Linked DNA regions of Homo sapiens: region 2 is linked to region 1. The links are chromatin loops, found by intact Hi-C in ENCODE. Cell type or tissue: CD4-positive, alpha-beta T cell. All regions are shown on one strand. Each heading gives the region's core, and the rest is flanking DNA. Links, peaks and the distances in the headings are about the cores only.

The links. A loop is a pair of places that touch in the nucleus more often than their neighbours do. Peaks named below come from ENCODE experiments on the same cell type or tissue, not always from the same donor. Only the 100,000 strongest peaks of a DNase experiment are listed, where the experiment ranks them.
Region 2: it touches region 1 in a loop (4-fold over the local background); 2 of 110 quality-filtered maps call a loop at or near these places.

Annotation. Positions count from the first base shown.
Region 1 is chr7:148,852,872-148,860,606 of GRCh38, reverse strand. The region is part of intron 1 of EZH2 (enhancer of zeste 2 polycomb repressive complex 2 subunit); the gene reads left to right. Among named protein-coding and RNA genes, the nearest start is that of EZH2, 28 kb to the left of the region's middle. In CD4-positive, alpha-beta T cell, for the core only: CTCF peaks have their summits at 3,927 and 4,129; DNase peaks (open chromatin) are centred at 3,546 and 4,126.
Region 2 is chr7:148,909,288-148,917,022 of GRCh38, reverse strand. No RefSeq gene overlaps it. Among named protein-coding and RNA genes, the nearest start is that of EZH2, 29 kb to the right of the region's middle. In CD4-positive, alpha-beta T cell, for the core only: no CTCF peak of the experiment used is centred there; a DNase peak (open chromatin) is centred at 3,802; H3K4me3 peaks cover 1,289 bases; H3K27ac peaks cover 2,317 bases.

The DNA of each region.
Region 1 (7,735 bases), core at 2,921-5,420:
CATATAAACTAAACAGGTCATGAGACCAAAATGCTGAAGAATGGTGTTAATGGTGTTCTTACTTACTTTGAATTACCGTTTTTATTTTTCTATGCTAGCTAATTACTATGTGAATAATTAACCTCAATGAAGTTCTGTATTCTCTGTTGTAGCAGTGGCTGATTTAGGGCTCAGTTGTCTTTTGACCTGTTCTTCCTTCTCATATGATTGCATCTCGATTTTTAATTTTAGACTTAGTTTTTAATTCTAAAATTAAAAATCTTTTTTTTTTTTTCTTCTATGCCCACTGCTGTCAACCCAGTCAGGGCCCTTATCACTTTATTCTTGAATTACTTCAGTTCTCCATTTTTTTTCTCATGTGGTGTTTTTCAAACTTGAGTGTTGATTGGAATCCCAGGGTTAATTCAACTTTAATTTTATGAATATGATTTCATATAAGTTCCTTATGATAAAACCAGAGCAGATTTACAAATTAAATATAGACCATCAAATTAGCTGTACATATTTAAGGATGAGATTTTGTTAAAACCAAATAGTCAATGTTAGAGCTTATAGAATGGCATAGCCTCAGGATCAGCTTTATAATCAGTTTTTTTAAATTTGGCTTGATAATACTAACAGAGAATGGCTATTTGCATAAATATGTTTTATAAAATGGTGTTAACTTTTAGTCTTTGTTCAGGATAATGAGACCTACTAGTTAACCAGAACGGGGCCAGCAAGCAACTCTTGAATGCTAGTTTTAATGCCTGATCAAAATTCTGTAAAGCTGTGTTGATCACTGAGGCGTTGCGGATATACTGAGCCTGCATTAAGTGGATATTTAATCTAATTATTTCTGGAATCTTTACCAGAAAACATGCTCTTACATAGTTTGCTCCTGGGTTTGCTGTTGGTGAACTGCCGTTGGTTGGTGGGATCTCTGTGTCCCATGGGCTTTGCCACACAGCTGGGGCTCTGAGTACTTCAGCTCACATTCCTTTGTTTGCCACCCTTGCCTTAACTCACTTACCTGTATTGTTTTTTCTCCCATAGCACTCAACATCATCTTACATGTAAACATTTTACTTTGTTGTTGTTGTTGTTGTTGTTGTTGTTGTTTTTGAGACAGAGTCTTGCTCTGTTGCCCAGGCTGGTGCAGTGGCACATCTTGGCTCACTGAAATCCCTGCTTCCTGGGCTCAAGTGATTCTCATGCCTCAGCCTCCTTAGTAGCCGGGACTACAGGTGTGTGCCACCACTCCTGGCTAATTTTTGTATTTTTAGTAGAGACGGGGTTTCACCGTCTTGGCCAGGCTGGTCTTGAACTCCTGGCCTCAGGTCATCCACCTGCTTCAGCCTCCCAAAGTGCTGGGATCACAGGCATGAGCTACTGCACCTGACACTTTGTTTTTAACTGTTTCTGTCCAACTAGATTTTAAGCTGTATAAGGGCACAGATTTTTAATTGTTAATTGCTAAGTCTTCAGTTTCTATTGTAGTCTCTGGCTTGTATTAGATGCTCAATAAATATTTGTTGACTTAATGAATGCATATTAACCCTTCTTTTCTTTATTCAACTGCAAACTCAAATACTCTTTTCTGAGTTGTGTGCTCTCACTGTGGGTAAAGACCAGTTTTTCTCTTCATTTTAAACACAACTAAACTGGCCCTGAATTGTATAGAATCCTTTTGATTTGTTGTTTGATCAGTACAAGTTCAGTCAGTGGCACAGTTACTTCCCTTGATTCAGATTCTGTAGAAGCCTAAAAGTGCATTATCTCTTCAAGTAGACATGTCATCATATAGGCTGCTATGGAGATCTTTTTTTTTCCTTTTAAATTGTTTGTGTAACAGTTTCTGTTTTAAAACAGTGGAATTACCAGCCTGGACACTATAGTGAGACACTTTCTCTACAAAAAATAAATTAAAAAAAATTAGCTGGGTGTGGTGGAGTACACCTGTAGTCCCCAGCTACTCGAGAGGCTGAGGCAGAAAGATTGCCTGAGCCCAGGAATTTGAGGCTTCAGTGAGTTGGGATTGCATCACTGCACTCCAGCCTGGACGACAGAGTGAGACCTTGTCCCTTCCAAAAAAATTGAAAAAGTAGAATTATATTTGGGAGTTTTTTTCCTCAAATTCCTTTGAAGTTAAGATTTATAAAAGTATGGGAGGCCAAGCTGGGATTATCATTTGGGCCCAGATGTTCCAGGCTGCAGTGAGCTACGGTCGGGCCACGGAACTCCAGCCTGGGGAACAGAGTGAGCCCTGCCTCAAAATAATAATAAAAATAATAATAATAGTACAAGCTCTCTTAATTACTACCTGTTTTTTTTTTGAGACAGAGTCTTGCTCTGTCACCCAGGCTGGAGTGCAGTGGCGCTATCTAGGCTCATTGCAAGCTCTGCCTCCCGGGTTCACGCCATTCTCCTGCCTCAGCCTCCCGAGTAGCTGGGACTACAGGTGCCCGCCACCACGCCTGGCTAATTTTTTGTATTTTTAGTAGAGATGGGGTTTCACCTTGTTAGCAAGAATGGTCTCGATCTCCTGACCTCGTGATCTGCCTGCCTTGGCCTCCCAAAGTGCTGGGATTATAGGCGTGAGCCACTGCGCCTGGCCACTACCTGTTTTTTTTTTTAATCCTATGTTTTTAAATAATTCTAATCATCTATTCATATTTTTTGTTTCTCCTATTTAACATTTTATGTAACATTTTTAGATTTTAAAATTTGTTTCTGTTATCACTTCTAAAAGTGAATGTTATTTTTAAAAATGAATGCCTTTACATTGGGTTGTTATGTAACCTAATTTGCTTTAACAAATAACTTTATTTTGGAGTAATTTTATTTTTAATTATTTATTTATTTATTTATTTATTTGGGACGGAGTCTCGCTCTGTCGCCCAGGCTGGAATGCAGAGGTGCGATCTCTGCTCACTGCAGCCTCCACCTCCTGGGTTCAAGCAATTCTCCTGCCTTAGCCTCCCAAGTAGCTGGGATTACAGGTGCTCGCCATCATGCCCAGCTAATTTTTGTATTTTTAGTAGAGACTGGGTTTCACCATATTGGCCAGGCTGCTCTTGAACTCCTGACTTACGTGATCCGCCTGCCTCAGCCTCCCAAAGTGCTGGGATTAACAAGCATGAGCCACTGCACCTGGCCTATTTTGGAATACTTTTGGATTTATATAGCCATGGTATATTTGTTAAAACTAAGAAATCAGTATCAGTATGTTGTCATTAACTAAACTCAAGACTTTATTTGGATTTTGCCAGTTATTCCACTAATGTCTTTCTTTGGTTGGTTGGTTGGTTGGTTTCAGGATCCAATCCAAGATACCACAGTTCATTTAGTTATCATGTCTCCTAAGTTTTTCTGATCTGTGGTTGTTCTCAGCATTTCCTTATTTTTCATGACCTCTTAATCGTTTTAAAGTGTATTGGTCAGATGTTTTGTAAGAATGTCCTTTGATTTCGGCTTATCGGATGTTTTCTTATGATTAGGCTGAAGTTATGGGTTGAGGTCTGGGGGAAGGATACCACAGAGGTGAAATCCCCATCTCATTTCATCACATCGGGGAGTACATAATGACAGCAGTACTTACCATTGCTCATGTTAATGGTTATGGTTTTTTTTCACAGAAACATTACTGTTTCCCTTTCCAGACTCTTCTTTGGAAGTGAATCATTGAATCTAGCTCACGCTCAGGGGGAAGGAAATTGAATTCTCCCTCCCAGAATGGGGACATACACTCATGTATCAGTTGGAATTCTTGTCAGGAGAGTTGTTCCTTCTCCTCCAGTTGTTTATTTAATCACTTATTTATATCATAGACTCATGAATAATTATTTTATTCTGTTATAATACTGTTATGATTTACTCTGCTGCTCAAATTATTCCAGCTTTGGCCACTGAGAGTTTCTTCTGTTTGCTTCCAGTCTCGGACCTATCCGTCTCCTTTCATCTTTGGAGCATTTCCCTTCTTCTACTGGCTTGCCTTGTAGTTTCCCTGTCCCAACCCTAGAATCAGCTGTTTCTGCAGACCCTGCTTCCTTGTATTTATTGGAAGGTGGTATTTAGAAACAAAAGTCTTGGGTGCAGGGTATGCTTATTTTATTGCTCCTGGGGTGTCACTGCTTCCAGGCCCTCTGTTGGACAGACCCTGGAAATGCAGGTATTTCAGCTAACCTGCATGTGCATACATACCTACGTTTCTGTATCTATCCGCATATATTTTAAAATACACGTGAGTTCATATTGATATATCTGACTAATTCATCACCACCTCTTGCTTATTTGTAACTTCTTTCTGTGACATTGAGAAACTTGGCACACATTATCTACATTTTATTTACTTATTTGTTTAACCCTAGTGTACATGTAGAGTATTTTCAGAATTACAGACTGGTACCCTTATGAGAAACAAATTTACCAGCTAGAGTACAGAGTAGATTGTCCAAAGTTCTGTAGATTAGCTCCCCCCGACCTCCTGCTCCTTCCATGAGATTATCTCATAAAATTATAATACTGTTAGACTTGCTGTATAGTTTGCATTCTATCCTGAGATCCCCTGACATCCTGTTTTGTTTTTATTTGCATACAGTTTACCATTTAAAAAAAGTCTTTATATTGAGTTGTTAACTTTTTAATATAAATGTTGTAATTCCTGATATTACTCATCTGCCATTTATGTAGTTGATAGTCACTACTTTTTTTTTTTTTTTTTTTTTTTTGAGATGGAGTCTTGCTCTGTCGCCTAGGCTGGAGTGCAGTGACGTGTTCTCAGCTCACTGCAACCTCCGCCTCCTAGGTTCAAGCGATTCTCCTGCCTCAGCCTCCTGAGTAGCTGGGATTACAGGCGTGCATCACCACGCCCGGATAATTTTTGTATTTTTAGTAGAGACGGGGTTTCACCATGTTGGGCAGGCTGGTCTTGAACTCTTGACCTCATGATCCACCTGCCTCGGTCTCCCAAAGTGCTGGGATTACAGGCGGGAGCCACAGCGCCCACCTGATAGCCACTACTTTTTTAATGCTGATATAGTGCTTACCATCTGTCAGGCACTGTCTATGCACCGTAAATAAATTTACTTCTCACAATGACTCTGAGGTGGAGGCTCTTGAATTAGCCTTTTTTCATGAGGAGAGTGAGGCACAAAGATGTGCAGTAACTTGGCCAACTTCACACCCAGCTGCTAAGTGGGAGAACTTGGATCTGAACCCAGGGAATGAGCTTTGGAGTCCAAACTCTTGCTTTTTGTTTAATGCTGTGTATAGGACTTAGAATTAATACAACTAACTCTTCTCTTATTAGTTTAGTTTATTACTTGGAATTTGGTGTGAAATAGAGAGTGCTGCTACCCCAATTCTTTGCCCCATGTGTGTAACAGGCATTATTAATCATGACAGCACTCTCTCTGCTGAGCTAGAACATGGCCTGGCCTAAGGCCAATAATCCTTATGGACACAACCCTCAAAGTGGTTGTATGAGATGAACTCTCCTTGCCATCTCTGATCTTGTCTGTTTTGAATCCTGATTCTAGTGCCCAGTGCATGGCACTGCGTGCCTGCTTCTCCTGGATTCCTCTCTCATGGTCTTCCTTTTTACAGGGACAGGTTTTCTATATTCCCCCTCAGGCATAGGATCTGTTTCTCTTAAGTAATTAATTTTTATCACTTACCAATAATTTAACATCTATATGTCTAAGTTCTCTTTATATTGTTTTTCTTATCCTTACCTACAAAATCTCATTTACCATTGATTTAAATTTCAGTATATTGAAACAATGGATTGTAACATTAAAAATAAATGAAATTGCCAAATGATACTAACAGCTGCCTTCAAAGCATTTAAACATACAAACAGGCACTATTGAAGACTGGAGAGTTATCAAAATTGGCAATTTTTTGGCAGTCTTGCTGTGAAGTAAACATTTTTAAAAGGAAGGACATTGAGAATATTGTAATCATATTACTTACATCTTGTTGGGTTTGGATTTGACCTTACATAGCCTGGTATTCAGTTAAGAGTCAAAGTTGCTGCTATTAATTTAGTTGAGAAGGATAAATAGTACATGTAGTTTATTGTTTTCTTTAGAGAAATAGAAACAGAAACATTTATTTGGCCAGACCAAATAGGTGGTCATTCCCTTGATTTAGCAAATCCTTGAGGTAGAATTTTTTTTTTTTTTTTTTGAGACGGAGTCTCACTGTGTCGCCCAGGCTGGAATGCAGTGGCACGATCTCGGCTCACTGCAAGCTCTGCCTCCCGGGTTCACGCCATTCTCCTGCCTCAGCATCCCGAGTAGCTGGGACTACAGGTGCCCGCCACCACGCCTGGCTAATTTTTTGTATTTTTAGTAGAGACGGGGTTTCACTGTGTTAGTCTCGATCTCCTGACCTCATGATCTGCCCATCTTGGCCTCCCAAAGTGCTGGGATTATTGGCGTGAGCCACCGCGCCTCCCGGTAGAATTTTTAAAGAAGCAATAAGGGCTCTGACAATACCTATGGGACTTTTTTCAAATTATTCAGTTATTGGCAGCTGGGTAAAGAGGGACAGGAATGTCTGATTTAGGTAAATACCTCTCACAAGTGGAGTAGGGGCGTATCTGGTAGAGAACAGTGCTGATTCCTTGGACTTGTGTGGCCTGGCCACCTGAGAGGTAGGTAGGAAGGTGTGTCTTGGCCATGTCCTGGGGCCTCTGTAAACCTGAGAGGATGGAGGAAGCTCTACTTTTTCTGACGATGCTGTTGGTGATAATGAAGTAGGCTATGAGAGCCCATCTTCCATTAATTCAGATGTTCCTATACAGTTGGCCCTCTGTAAATGGGATTCTACATTTGTAGATTCAGCCAACTGTGGGTAAAAATACTTGAAAAGAAACAAAAGTGTGTGTACTGAACATGTACATACTTTTTTCTTGCCATTATTCCCTAAACATAATAGTTTAACAACTATTTATGTAATATTTACATTGTATTAGGTATTTAGTAATCTAGAGATGGTTTTAAAGCAGGGGTCCCTAGTCCCCAGGCCGTGGACTGGTACCCGTCTGTGGCCCGTTAGGAACTGGGCTGTACAGCAGGAGGTGAGCTCCGCCTCCTGTCAGATTGGCAGCAGCATTAGATTCTCACGGAAGCGTGAACCCTATTGTAAGCTGCACACGTGAGGGATCTAGGTTGCACACTCCTTAAAAGAATCTTTTTTTTTTGGAGACGGAGTCTCGTCTCACTGTGTTGCCTAGGCTGGAGTGCAGTGGCATGATCCTGGCTCACCTCAACCTCTGCCTCCCAGGTTCAAGTGATTCTCCTGCCTCAGCTTCCTGAGTAGCTGGGATTACAGGCACCTGCCTCCACACCCAGCTAATTTTTGTATTTTTAGTAGAAACAGGGTTTTACCATGTTGGCCAGACTGGTCTCGAATTCCTGACCTCAAGTGATCTGCCTGCCTTGGCCTCCCAAAGTGCTGGGATATGAGCCACCATGCCTGGCCATCCTTATGAGAATCTAACTAATGCCTGATGATCTGAGGTGGAACAGTTTCATCCTGAAACCATGTACCCTCTCCCCTCTTTGTGGAAAAACTGTCTTCCACAAAACCAGTCCCTGGTGCAAAAAAGTTGGAGACTGCTGGTTTAAAGTATATGGGAGAATGTGTATACGTTATGTAATAGTGTACCATTTTATATCAGGGACTTGAGTCTTCGTGGATTTTGGTATCTGTTGGGGGTCCTGGAACTAATCCTCCGTGGATATGG
Region 2 (7,735 bases), core at 2,321-4,820, 57 kb before region 1:
TCCTCCGTCAGGGCTTCTAAACCCATCAATGGTGAAAGACCAGTTTTGTTTTGCTTTTTATTTCTCCAAAGGCTTATAGACTGATACTTTAGTACAATCAATAAAAATGAATTACTGGTAAAATGAAATTAAAAAACAACAGAAACATACAAAATTCAAGGTCCAATTTAAAAATTATTAGATGGAGCAGACATACCATTCCTCTGTCAAATTGCTTTTAACCAGTGGTTAGTGGTTCTCAACCAGGAAGAGGCAGGGAGGGCTCTTGATTTTGCCCCTCCACCTCTGAGGACATTTGACAATAGCAGAGACGTTTTTGCTTGTCCCCCCTGGGGAGGGGGATGCTACTAGCATCTCATGGGCAGAAGCCAGAGATGCTCAGAAGCATCTGACAGTGCAAAGGACGGCCCCCACAACAAAGAATTATTGGGCCCCAAATCAGTAGTGCCAAGGTTGAAGAATCCTGCCTTAAAAGTTTCTACATTGCTAATCTCAGTTTTTTGTATTTATCTCTTGGCAGAATGGTAACATTTTTGGACTGTGGTCCACAGACCACATTTTGAGACGACTGCCCTTACATACTTGAACTCTGACCCAGTAAGGTTGCCAGACAAAACACAACTGGATTCTCTAATCCTTTAACTTTGTAAGGCTTCTGGATAAACAAAATAAGAATGAGCACAAGGGAATGAAGCTTAGTGATGTAATCAAATGAAACATAAATTATTCTCTGCAGTCTGCAGGACTGGGGCTTAAAGCCTAGCTTTGTTACTTCTTAGCTGTGTGAGCTTGGGAAAGCTATTTTTAAAAAATCTTTTAATTTGATTTTTTTTTTTTTGAGACGAAGTCTTGCTCTGTCACCCAGGCTGGAGTGTAGTGGCATGATCTCGGCTCACTGCAATCTCCAACTCGCTGGTTCAAGTGATTCTCCTCCCTCAGCTTCCCAAGTAGCTGGGACTACAGGTGTGTGCCACCACGCCCCGCTAATTTTTGTATTTTTAGTAGAGATGGGATTTCATCATGATGGCCAGACTGGTCTCAAACTCCTGACCTCAGGTGACCCACCCACCTTAGCCTCCCAAAGTACTGGGATTATAAGCGTGAGCCACTGCACCTGGCCTGGTTTTTAATTAAAAAAAAATTTTTTTTGGTGGAGATGGTGGGGGGAGGTGTCTCACTATGTTGCCCAGGCAGGTCTTGAACTCCTGACCTTAAATGATCCTCCCGCCTCAGCCTCCCAAAGTGCTGGGATTACAGGCGTGAGTCATTGAGCAAGGCTGGGAAAGCTATTTAATATCTTCAGACTGTCATTTTCCCCTCTGTGGAGTGGGGATAATGCCCTCTTCCTATGGCTGTGCGAGGATAAGTGTGATTTTTGGTATGGAGAGCGCCTAACCCACAGAGGCACCTGATAGTTGAACCTCTCCGTCAAAGGTCACTGAGAGCCCCAGAGCGTTCTTCTCAGTCTTTTTATTTCTGCAGTGGAGCCCGAGGCAACACCCCTCACATTTCCTCCTCCTTCTCCGAAGAGTGGGGCTCACCAGGAACTTTGAACTGCCAGGTACCTGAGTGAAGGGCAGGTCCTAACTCTTCAGAGACGATTCCAGGAAGCTGCTTTGTAAAGTGGAAAGTGTGATGCAAATGTTAGGAATCGCTTCGTTGGTTTCACTGATATTGACTGGGCCCCTACTAGATGCCCTTAATATAAAGCAGTGGCAGGCTGGGCATGGTGGCTCACATCTGTAATTCCAGCACTTTGGGAGGCTGAGGTGGGTGGATCACCTGAGGTCAGGAGTTCAAGACCAGCCTGGCCAACATGGTGAAATCCCATCTCTACTAAAAATACAAAAATTAGTGGGGCATGGTGACAGGCACCTGTAGTCCCTGCCATTTGGGAGGCTGAGGCAGGAGAATTGCTTGAACCCGGGACGCGGAGGTTGTAATGAGCCAAGGTTGCACCACTGCACTCCAGACTCCATCTCAAAAAAAAAAAGAAAAAAAAAAAAAAGAAAAGCAGAACTAGGCTCCCATTTGTTCACGGGTATTAAATAAAAATGATCAGGGAGGAGGGGAAAAGACGATTCACAAAGGAGCTTCTAGTCTGAGTTATAAGGTAGCCACAGTGCAGTCAGCTCAGGCATTGGCAGGAACTACTGGGGGGATGTCACCCAACAAATTCCACCTTCACCTTAAAAAGTAACTGTCCAGCTGGTCCTTGCCTTCCTGTCCAGACCCGGAGCAGTGGGGCCCATGCACCTGGCACCTGACTTGCTGCAGGGAACCACAACAGCGTGTTCCTGTTCTAGGAACTGGGAGAGGGGTGAAGGGTGGCTGTGGGCCCAGCTGGAATGCTGGCCTCAGTGGAGGAGGTGCAGAAATGCCTGGGCAAGGCCAGGGGCAGACCCTCCCATCAGCGGGGAAAGGCCCTTGGCAGGTGGCACCAGAGGGGGCCACATGGTAGTGTGCCCAAACAGGGGCCCAATAAAGTCTTTACTTCCCTAGCTCTCTTTCTTGAGAATACTTCCCTCTGTGTCATAATTGGAATGTGTGAGTCATGCTCTCAATCTCCGAAAACTCAGTGCTCTTGGTTTGTCTGAGTCCGCAGCAGGTGCTGCGGGGGAGGCTGCGGGAAGCTGAGGACTTGCAGCCACTGAGGCCAGAGCTTCCCTGGACAGCACCGAGGCATGAACGGCATTGCACCGAAGACAGGGCTGGGTGGGGAGAGGTATGGCTACAGAACACACCTGTTAACTACCGGTAGCTTTCTGGGGGCAGAATCTGTCTGTCTCAAGCCCCCCAGGATTGCAGCCACCTCTCCCATCGCAGTCCCGCCACTGCTTCTGCTGCCAGGCAGGGCCTGGAGATATGGCTCTTGGCCACCTTTAGTACACAAGGTGCAGGCAGGCCCTGATAATGAAGAGAATTAAGACAGTTTCTCTCCCACAGACACTCACAGCCTAGACGAGGAGATGAACCATCAACAAATAATTTAACAAAGATTTGGGAACAGAGTGGCAGAAGCTATTCCTCTGCCCAGGAACAAAGAATCATTCCTTTCTGTTTCCATGTGGGCTCCTGACACAGATACTCAACAAGCAGAGCCAACATGATTGATCTTACGCCCTGATTATGTGGCAAACATGTTTGCATTTTACGATTGTTCATTTTAATTCGTATTATCAGGTTTTGCTACCATGGCAGAACATAACGGTCTTAAACCCTGCATGTTAATCCCAGTTATCCAAGACTTCCCATGATACACTATAAAAATGTCTTTTTACCCCGCACATGCTTATGTCACTATCTTATATCTTATACAATGTGCCTTTCATTTCTAAAAGCAATTCATTCACATAAATGTTCCTGCAGATTGTTAAAGCCTTAGACTCTGGGACCAGGCATAATTGGAGAACGAATCAGATGTATGTTTCAAAGAAACAACCCCAACACATATCCAAACGACATTTAAGATTTCTTCCTATTTCACAGGAGATGACTTACGAGTGAACACTCACCCTTTTTTGGTATGTTAGTCTCATATTACCTTTTGCTATTAAACCAGGCATGGGTACACTTTCCAGGGCTGAGCTTTATTGCACATGAGCCCTGTGACTCAACTTTGCCATAACCAGGTATTTTGGGGGCTTTTAAAAGTATGAAGACATTGCTAAGATTAGTAAAAACAGAACCTTCAAAGTCATGAACACTGAAAGTACAGAAATAAATCATTTTAGCTTTTGATGGTTTGATGAAACTTTCTATTCACTGGCTTCCTAATTCATAAGCATCAAAGTAAAGGAAATTGTGGTGACATGATTTTGCAGTCATAATTTCTGAGCCTCAGAAATGCATTCAGCTGAATCGAATGTAGTATCTTTCTTTTAATTTGAAATGGGTAAAATACAGATCCACAGTTTAAGAATCAAATTCAGTTTAACAATTGGAAAGAACCTTTGAGAAACTGTGTTCCAAACACATTTTACAGGTGAATACTATCAGAATACAACCGGTTGAGGACCAGGCAGGCCCCTTAACTTCCCCAGGGCTCAGCTTCCTGATCTGTAAAGTTAGGGGCTGGGCTGTATGAACCCCTAAATCCCGTTTCACCTCAAACGTATTTCAGGATTCTAGTAAAAAGGTGCTGAATGAACGAAGCTAATCCCGAGAGAGACTTGGATTTGCCTGAGATCATGCAGTTAGTCAGGGACAGACACACATCCTCTGACTCCCGGCCATTGCTCTTTATAGAGAACAGGTTTAGAGTAAAGATCTTGAATTAAAAAAAAAATTACACAGAGATTAATGAACAGAACACCTTATAAAAAAAAAACAACACACAACTCTATATGAAAACCAAGTCACGCAAACTTCTGAGCAATATGTTTCAGTAACCTGCACTTTTAAATCATAGACTGGCAGCTATGATTTAAGCACCCTTAGACATCCAGCTTGTGTCCCTGGCATGACCAGGTATGCACTGGAGGAATGTCAGCCAGTGTACTGGCTTCTTCTGTTACATCATGAACTTCTCCAAAATGGAGAGACAACAATTCATTATACCATGATCTCTCATTATAGATTGAATTGTATCCCCCAAAACGACATGTTGAGGCCCTGACCTCCACTACTGTATCTGTGAAGGGGACCTTATTTGGAAATAGGGTCTTTGTGATGTAATCAAATTAAGATGAAGTCATTGGGGGGTGGGGGTGCTAATCCAGTATGACTGATGTCATTATAAGAAGAGGGAAATTTGGACACAGGGAGAAGACGGCCACATGAAGATTGAGGCAGAGATTGGAGTGATGCTGCCACAAACTAGGGAATGCCCGGGGCTACCAGAAGCTGCAACAGACGAAAAAAGGGTCCTCCCCTAGAGCCCTCAGAAAGAGCATGGTCCTGCCAACACCTTGATTTTAGACTGTTAGCCTTTAGAACTGTAACACAATGAAATCGTGCTGTTTTAAGCCACACAGCGTGATACCTTGTTATAGCAGCTCCAGCAAACAAATACACCTCTCATGTCTCTGTTGGGTTGACTGGGCTCACTGGAGTCCTTCTCACTCAGGGTACTGCAGAGAGTGGCTGGAGCTGGCATCACCTGAAGGCTCAACAGGGCTGCATCCAAGATGATGCACTCACATGGCTGCAGTTGATGCCGTCACTGGCTGGGGGCTCAGCTAGGGTGTGGACCAGCTCATGGCCTCTCTGTGGTGTGGAATTATCAAAGCATGGCAGTGTCACTCCAAAGAGGCAGGAAGTAGAGACTGCTGTGCCAGTAAGGCCCTGGCTGGGAATGGGTGTGGCATCTGTTCTGCTACCTTCTATTAGTCAAACCCATTAAGGAGGTGTAGCAAGGTGAATGCAGAAAAGCATGTGAGTTGGGAGAAAGTGCTGAGCCATGATTGGAACATACAATCCAGCTCAACAATGTTTAATAGGATAAGTGAATGTGAACCTACTAGAAATCATGTAATTCACTGTTAAGCCAAAATATTAGTGGATTTAGAAAGTTATTTGAGATATTCGGAGCCATTGCTTCCCTCTGTTCTTTTTTTTTTTTTTTTTTTTTTTTTTTTTTTGAGATGGAGTCTCACTCTGTCACCCAGGCTGGAGTGCAGTGGCACGATCTAGGCTCACTGCAAGCTCCGCCTCCCAAGCTCAAGCGACTCTCCTGCCTCAGCCTCCTGAGTAGCTGGGACTATAGGTGCATGCCACCATGCCCTGCTAATTTTTGTATTTTTAGCAGAGATGGGATTTCACCATGTTGGCCAGGCTGGTCTTAAACTCCTCACCCGCCTCTGCCTCCCAAAGTGCTGGGATTACAAGCCTGAGCCACCATGACCGGCCCCTCTGTTCATATTGATTAACAAGATTAGGTTGTAGAAAACATGATTCCTCAGGACAGTTACTGATATACTGGGACCCAGAAGAGCTACTGCAGCCCCCAAGGGTTCTATATGACAAGGAGGGCTTCTTCAAACCAGTTTTCCCCCCAGAATCTTCATCACCCCTGAATCACAGCTCAGGAGACTGGAAGAGATACTTCCTCTCCCTGCTTGGAATCATTTGTTACAACTGTTATACTATGTTCAGTGATCCCCTAGCTGATGGGGAAAGATTCTCCCTGAAGCACCTAGCAATTCCTTAGTCAGCATGCCTTTGTTAAATGCTTTCTGGGGGTCAGCATTGTGTTGGCTGTTGATGCCTGCAGTCTTGAGAGATGGAGCTGTGAAAACTTCTGTATTCCCCCTCTTTCTTTCTCCTTTCTGAACTGTAGGAGGTGTGGGAGCTCTGAGTCTTGGAGCCATTTGTGTCATGTCTCTGTCTTTAGATATTCTTTTTCCCACTGTGTGGGCCTGAGGAGGCCCCTGGAGGCTGCAGCAGTGAGGCTGGACCATCTTGGTTATCTGGTTCCCTTTCCTCTGACAGGGTAGGTGAGCTTTTTATGAGCTGGAAGGTCTCAGGTGGTGCTAGCACCTGCAAGGACCACCCTCTGGAAGACAGATTCCTGCTACCTGTTTGGGGGAGGATGTTTAGAAGAAAGAAAGGCTGCTTAGAAGGGTGCCAGAAACAGGTGCTTAGAAGAGAGAATGGTGCAGCAACCATTTGGAGAGGGCTGCTTTTGGGTTCTTGCTCTCCTTGTGGGGTGGGGGTGGGGGATTGTGAGGCTGTGGCTTTTTTTTGTTGTTGTTGTTATTTTTGAGCTGGAGTCTCACTCTGTCACCCAGGCTGGAGTGCAGTGGCATGATTTCGGCTCACTGCAACCTCCACCTTCCAGGTTCATGCAATTCTCCTGCCTTAGCCTCCTGAGTAGCTGGGATTACAGGTGCCTGCCACCCCGCCCGGCTAAATTTTGTATTTTTAGTAGAGACGGGGTTTCACCATGTTGGCCAGGCTGGCCTTGAACTCCTGACCTCAGGTGATCCGCCTGCCTCGGCCTCCCAAAGTGCTGGGATTACAGGTGTGAGCCACAGTGCCCAGCCGGGGCAGTGGCTTTCATATTGTACATGTTCAAGCCCTTGAAGACCTTTGGTGGCATCAGGGACCACCCAAAGGGAGGAGTGAGTTAAGAAGGGGGGGAAACTTTGGACCCCTTATTTAATTTTTTTTTAAACAGACTTTATGTTTTTAGAGCCTTTTTAGGTTCACAGCAAAATTCAGTAGAAAGTGGAAGCTTCCCATATACTCCCTGCCCTTTGCCCCACTCCCCCAGCCTCCTACACCATCAACATCTTGCATCAGAGCGGTGCGTTTGTTACGATTGATGAAGATACATCACATGTCATTATCACCCACAGGCCATAGGTTAATTAGGGAATACTCTTGGTTGAGTCATAATAGTAGTTTCACTGCCTCAAAAATCCTCTGGGCTCTGTCCCTGCCTCCTCCCAGATCCTGGCACCTGCTGATCTTTTCACCGTCTCCTTAGTTTTGCCTTTTCCCTCACCGCTTTTCGACCAGAGCTGATCTGTTTTCATGTTGGTCTTTTGTTTAAAAATTCATTCGAAGACTAAATTGTACTACTTAAAAAGAAAAAAAGGAATAAGGATACAAGTTATCAGGCAGTCCTATTCCTTGTTAGCTGTGTGATCCTGGGAAAATCACTTCACCTCTCTGAAAGTCAATATTTCATCCACAGAATGGGAGGAATGATGGCTGTCTCGCATCAATACTGTTAAATATGGAAAGTATCCGACAAGCACCTGGCGAATAGCAGAGGCTCAACAAGGAC